Regions from separate parts of the Homo sapiens genome. Here region 2 is linked to region 1. Evidence: chromatin contacts called from ENCODE Hi-C or POLR2A ChIA-PET data. All regions are on one chromosome and are shown on one strand. The core of a region is the stretch at or near the end of the contact, and the rest is flanking DNA. Distances in the headings are between cores, read along the strand shown.

Region 1 (3,225 bases), core at 259-2,758:
ACCCCCCACCATCTGTCGCTTATAGTACCATAATCGGCTTCTCTCCAGCCTCTTTTTTTGTTATTGCCCCCTATAGCCCACTCACCACATACAACCAGAATAGTCTTTTAAAAAGTAAATTAGGGCACATCAGTCCCCTCACTAAACATCCCCAGTGACTTCTCACTGGCCTTATAATGAGGTCTAAAGCTAATCAGAACAGATAATATCCTACTGTGCCTGGCTCCGGACCTTCACCTTAGCAAACTCCACCTTACTTACTACCCTGCAGCCATTCTGGCTTTCTTTCTGTCCTCAAACATGTCAATCTGCCTCCTGCCTCTGGACATGTGCAGTGTCTGGAATGTCCTTCCCGCCAAGTGTACATGGCTGGCTCATCCTCTTGCCTTAGGTCTCACCTATGTGTCATCTCCTCAGAAAGGCCCCACTAATAACATTACCCTTTTATCACGCTACCCTATTTTCTATCGATCACAGTACTTATCTGTCTTACGTACACTTACCTGCTTATTGTGTCCTGAACTACAATGTAAAACTTCATGCGGGCAGGACTTCACCTGTTTAACACTGCTGTTTCCCTAGCACCGTTCCAGGCATATGGTAGGTGCTCAATAAATACGAGCTATATGAATGAATGAATCCCAGAGCTGCAGCGCCAACCTGGAGGAAAGCAAGAACATAGGCCTACTACTCACACACAGCTGCGTGAGCTGAGGACCCAAACCTGCTGCACAGGCTTACAGGGGCTCAGGAAGAACGCAAACGCTTAGCGGGGACCTGCAGAGTTAACTGGGGATTAGCTCAGTCAATACACAACACTGCGAAATAATGAGGTAATGCTACCGTGACAAGGAAGCAAAAAGCTGAGGCTGTCACCAGCTGCCACTGGTGGTGTGGGTCTCAACTCTCTCTGCACCTTGAATCACCTGGAGAGCTTTTAAAACTCTGAGGTCAAGACCCCACCCCTAGAGATTCTGCATTTGAAGTTTTTGTTTGTTTTTTGATTTGTAGAGACGGAGTCCCACTATGTTGCCCAGGAGGTCATCCTGGGCTCAAGCGATCCTCCCGCCTCGGCCTCTCAAAGAGTGCTGGAATTATAGGTGTGAACCGCCGCACCCGGCCCATCTGGAGTTTAAAAAAAGCTTCTTCGGCAATTCCAAGGTGCAGCCGGGGGAGAGCGCTGAATACAACGGGCGTCGCTATCAGTAGCTCCCTGGGGGAAAAAGGGGGTCCGCGCTCACGTGCTGCCTGGAAAGAGGGCGCGCGCATGCGCAGATCCCCCTGCTAGCGCGCTCGTTGGCCCCGCCCCTGCCTCGTCCTTTCCTCCCCTCGTCCCAGCCGCCTCCCCGCCGGTCACCTGGGTATTCTCTCCCTCCCGAAAGGCCTGTGCTACCCGCTGTCGCAGGTAAGCGCCCAAGTCCCGGCCCCGTTTGGTCTCGTCCACTGGCCATTCCTCACAGAGCTTAAGAAAACGCCGGTACCGGCTGGCCGCCATCTTGGGCCCCGCGTGTTCCCGCCTTAGCGGGAGGAGTCGGCGCCGACGAATGGCGCTTGCGCACTAAGCCTCGCCGCCTGCCTTAGGAGTGGAGCGGGAGGCCGGAGTGGGCATGCGCGACTTTGTAGGCGCACCGCTACTCTCCGTGTAGGGGCGCTGCTCGCCTTTCTCTGCAAGCCGAGCTAATTCAGTCTTCGTCCTCCTGGAACCGGCCCAGCTCCCAGGGGCAAGGCGGACGTGGAGTACCCCAGAGACAGCTTTGCGTCTCTTTTTCAATGACTGCACAAGCTTGAGACTAAAAAACCCTCCCCCGAGGCCTCCGCTGTTTTGCATAAACCAATATATTTGCATGTAAATACAGGTTACTGGATGAAAATATGTTTGAACGTTGTTCGTGGGTGCCCCCGTACCTGTCACTATCCCTTGGTACTCGGCCTCAATTCCTTCTTTAGTGCTTCCTAGTTCTTGTTCTTCTCTGCCCAGTCCCTGTTAGTATCCCTTCTGTTCCCCCCTTCCTACCCCTCATAAGCCAGACATTTTTCTCTGGGAGGCGCAGGTTTTCTAGCATGAGCAATGCCAACTGTGTTGATTCAGACTAGAAAAACTTTTTTTTTCTTTACAATTTATTATTTTGTATTGTGGTAAAATACACATAACAAAATTTACTATCTTAACCATTTTTTTTAGACAAGGTCTTGCTATGTGGCCCATGCTGGTCTCAAACTCCTGGGCTCAAGTGATCCTCCCACCTTGGCCTCCCAAAGTGCTGGGATTACAGGTGTGAGCCACCACACCTGGCCTTAACCTTTTATTTATTTATTTATTTATTTTGAGATGGAGTCTTGCTCTGTGGCTCTGTCGCCCAGGCTGGTGTTCAGTGAATGGCGCAACCTCCGCCTCCCGGGTTCAAGTGATTCTCCTGCCTCAGCCTCCCAAGTAGCTGGGACTACAGGCGCCCGCCATCATGCCTGGCTATGTTTTGTATTTTTAGTAGGGACAGGGTTTTACCATGTTGGCCAGGCTGATCTCGAACTCCTGACCTCAGGCGATCCACCTGCCTCGGCCTCCCAAAATGCTGGGATTACAGGCGTGAGCCACGGTGCCCAGCCAGCCATTTTTAAGTGTACAGTTCATGGGTATGAAATAGCACTGAATAATGTTGTGCAGCCATCGCACCATCTCCGTAACTCTTGTAAAACTGAAACTCCATACTCATTAAACAATAAATCCCCATTTCCCCCTCTCCCCCCAGCCCCTGGCAACGACCATTCTATTTTGTCTGTATGATTTTGACTACTCTAGGTACCTCATGTAAGTGGAATCCTGCAGTATTTTTGCAACTGGCTTATTTTGCTTAGCATAATATTTTCACTTCAAGGTTCATTCATTTTGTAGCATATGTCAGAATTTCCTTCCTTTTTAAGGCTGAGTAATATTCCGTTGCATGTATATACCACATTTTGTTTACACATCCATTGATAGACACTTAGGTTGCCTCCATGTTTTAGCTCTTGTGAATAATGCTGCTATGAACATGGATGTACAGACATCTCAAGACCTTGCTTTCAATTCTTTTGGTATATACCCAGAAGCGGAATTGCTGGATCATATGGTAATTCTATTTTAAGTTTTTTGAGGAACTGCCATACTGTCTTCCACAGCAGCTGCACCATTTTGCACTCCCACCACCGGTGCACAAGGGTTCCAATTTCTCCACATCCTTACCAACA
Region 2 (3,322 bases), core at 526-3,025, 1.9 Mb after region 1:
AAGGGCTAGAGTTGGAGTGGCTTGGTAGAGCTCGCATATGGCATTTTAGTTTATGTCCCACACTCATAAATGCTGATAATTCCTTCTGTTAGACTTACTTTTAGAATGCTCTAGATAAAATTAACTTGTAGCAAATTGAAAGTTCATTCTGAATTGGAAAACATTTAAAAAATAAATTCAAATTTAAACTTTTTCAAATACAGTCACGCTTCACTTAAGGATGGGGATACATTCTGAGAGATGTGTCATCAGGTATTCTCATCACTGTGGGAACATCTTAGAATGTTCTTACACAAATCTAGATGGAACAGCCTACTATAACCTCGGCTAAGTGGTATAGCATATTGCTCCTAGGCTATAAATCTGTATAGCATGTTATTGTACTGAATATTGTAGGCAACTGTAACACAATGGTAAGTACTTGTGTATCTAAACATTGAGAAGGTAAAGATATGGAATTATAATCTCACGGGACCACTGTCCTATGTGCAATCTGCTGTTAAACAAAATGTTATGCAGCATATGACTGTACATGCATACTAGAGAGGTTCTACAGGGAGTCTGAGGCTTAAGATATTTTTACTGAATTCGCTGAGGGTGGTGACGCACACCTATAAGTCCCAGCTACTCGAGAGGCTGAGGTGGGAGGATTGCTTGAACCTAGGAGTTCCAGGCTGCAGTGAGTTGTTATTGCGGCACTGTAATCTAGCCTGGGTGACAGAGTGAGACCGTCTCAAAAAAAAAAAGATATTTTTACTGGAGTAAAAATTGATATTTCTAAGGAGGTTAAGAGTTCTAAAAAGTTTGCATTTCTAAATATTTAAAACTCTGCCCAAGAAATTTAGACTAATAACACTTTTCATAAAAAAAAAAAAGATTTGCTGAGCAAAGTAAATTTCTCATGTATTGTGGAATGTCTCAAGTATAGAGATTTATTGTCCTAGTAGCTCACAACTTAGTTAACAGATTTTTTTTGTCTGAAGTTTATTGTTGGAAGTATCATCTTCCTCCCTTAAGGAGAGTACATTTAGTGGGGGAGGAAATTATCAGTACATTTGTTGTGGCTTTTGGTTGATCAAGTTTGAATGTTTTCAAAACAGGAAATCCAGAGACTCTGCAAGGATTCCTGCCTGTGCGTTAGTTTCCTAGGCTGTTTTTCAGCTTGATGTATGTACTTGATATTAAAATTAAATGAGTAATTTCAGAAGTTCTCTTTAGATGTGATAACCCATCATTAGTGAGGGAAAAAGATTGGCTACTAATAAACATGTTGGGAAAGATAAATGAAGTAACCATGCCAAAAAAAAGTCAAACTGTAACAAAGGCATAATTAAGAAAGCAAAACATTCATTGTAGCTAGTCTTCTCAGAGAGACAATAAATGACAGAACTAGTGTCTGATGCTGTAATAGGACAGTAAACATTTGTGATAGCTCTTATAAATATTTTCTACTTTACATGTGGACTAATCTTTTTTTTCCTGGTAAATCTAACCCTTCACAATTGGACCCTGCAGTACTATAAAATCTTAAACGGATATACATCCAGACATATACACCCCAGTTTATATAAAAAACCAAAACCATCGCCTTGTAATACTGACAACATTCGGAATGTCAGAGTAAAAGGAGGTATCACAGCCTCATGGTGAATACAGCCCATTGATTCTCTACATCTACAAGTAGCAAAGGGCATTGCTGGGTTAACTGGTTTCTAAACTTGGAACACTGATGTGAAAAGTTCTACGAGACTGCTGACAAGAACTCACACACCACTTGGAGCCACGGAAAGACTGCTGATTGCCACAGTAGGGGCCCTGATTGCAGTAACAGATGCAGATGAGCCTAGCTCCTATAGCTCCACTTATTCTTTTTAATGTTATCTTAAAAATTCCTACCAAAACAAAACAGAACAAAAACCATGGCAGCTCTGGCTGTGGAAGCCCTGTGGTTGCTTTTTGACCTGGCATCTTTTAGTGCAAATACTAACTTAATAAATATTTAATAATAACCATCGTGACTCACTGGGAGTGCAGCCTGTAGGGCTCAGGAGGTCTGTTGCTAATCCCAACCAGCATGATTTACGGGAAGTAAATCATCTATGACATGCCCAAAGAGAATAAAAGTACATACAGGATGCTTCTACTTAGGGCTTTTTTGGTAGAGAAAGAAATAAACAAGTTAAAAAGAGACAACATTTTTTTCTTGACTTAAAGACTATGTAACTTAAAGGGGGAGGGAGGTCCTCCAAATCCCCACAAAGTCAAACCAAACCAAATTACCCAAGCTTAGCTGCGCAATCGGAGTGTAACCACATCAAGCGAGCTGCAAAACATCACTTAAACTGGAGCTCTGACTTATTGTTCTCTTACTGCCCTAGAGCAATTTTGTTTTGAAGAGCACAGAACACCCTGTTCTGAATGTGGCTGGCACATGAACTCGATGTGCTGACAGCAATTTGTACTCCGATTAAAATAGGGGGGAAAAAAGGAAAGAGAGTGCACAGCAGTAACAAAAATGAAATGCAAGAACCCCTAAACCATGCAATTTGTATTTTAGGAAGCAAAACTGAGAAAGAGGCTCCATAACTTAAAAAACAAAAAACAAAAAGCTGTAAATGCTCCAGCCTAAAGACATTAGCTCTGGTAAGTGTCTATTTTTCCCTTTTCTAATTATAGTAGTTGGTGTCTGATAGCTTTGCACTCATTCTCAAAACAATTACTGGGTCATGAGGATCTGAATGGGAATGTTGTAATGGCATTACTACTCGACAAGACTGGTTATCTGGCCAGAGAAAACCAGGTTGTGACAGGTTACTCCCACTGAGCAAGAGTTTTCTCTGTTGCCTAATTCATGCCAAGTGAGCTTCTTTCTGCCTGTGTCTCCTGCCTAATAGAGCACAGTATCCAAGAGAGTAGGATCTTAATAACCCCCTGAAAAAGCAAGCAGAGATGGCTTTCTAAAAGCAGGAGAACAAGAGAAATACTTCCAACACGCATGGTGGTCAGATTTCCCCTAAGCTGTCCGCCTTCCTCCTCTGCACTGTTTTGTACTACTTAGGATGAACACACACCACTGTAAGATTGCTTACAGAACTGACGGACAGATGCTAACAGGCGTGGAACCTGGCTCCTGGAACTGAATAACATTTATGCAAATGATTTCTTTTGGTTGATCAAGTTTGAATGTTTTCAAAACAGGAAATCTAAACAAGAAGTATACACCCAGCAACAAATTCTCCATGAACACCAACCCTTACCAGTCTTCCCTTCACACCACTATAGCACTTGAGTTAGACCTGGATTCCAGTCCCATTCTGCCACT

The links. Hi-C counts contacts between places; a loop is a spot of excess contacts on that map. ChIA-PET counts read pairs that join two places held with the same protein, here RNA polymerase II (POLR2A). Pooled maps may share reads with other maps.
Region 2: a loop to region 1 is called in a pooled map, with 2.5 times the contacts of the local background. The contact joins the enhancer-like site here to the promoter of UQCC2 in region 1. A Hi-C loop is called at or near these places in 1 of 50 pooled maps. POLR2A ChIA-PET finds 5 or more read pairs at or near these places in 2 of 52 experiments (activated T-cell and naive thymus-derived CD8-positive, alpha-beta T cell).

What each region holds. Positions count from the first base shown.
Region 1 is chr6:33,710,192-33,713,416 of GRCh38, forward strand. It overlaps UQCC2 (ubiquinol-cytochrome c reductase complex assembly factor 2), which reads right to left and starts at 1,509. Exons shown (of 4, transcript NM_032340.4): 1 at 1,358-1,509. The coding sequence starts at 1,495. LOC124901304 (a long non-coding RNA gene) reads right to left here and starts at 1,258. Exons shown (of 3, transcript XR_007059548.1): 1 at 1,117-1,258; 2 at 504-660. RefSeq lists enhancers at 105-1,002, 1,029-1,078.
Region 2 is chr6:35,599,681-35,603,002 of GRCh38, forward strand. The region is part of intron 5 of FKBP5 (FKBP prolyl isomerase 5); the gene reads right to left. Among named protein-coding and RNA genes, the nearest start is that of LINC03135, 58 kb to the left of the region's middle. RefSeq lists an enhancer at 1,512-2,017 and a silencer at 2,692-2,986. Within about 2 kb of position 1,776, at least 31 of the 41 ENCODE cell types and tissues checked have a DNase peak (open chromatin) inside an H3K27ac peak, as active enhancers do.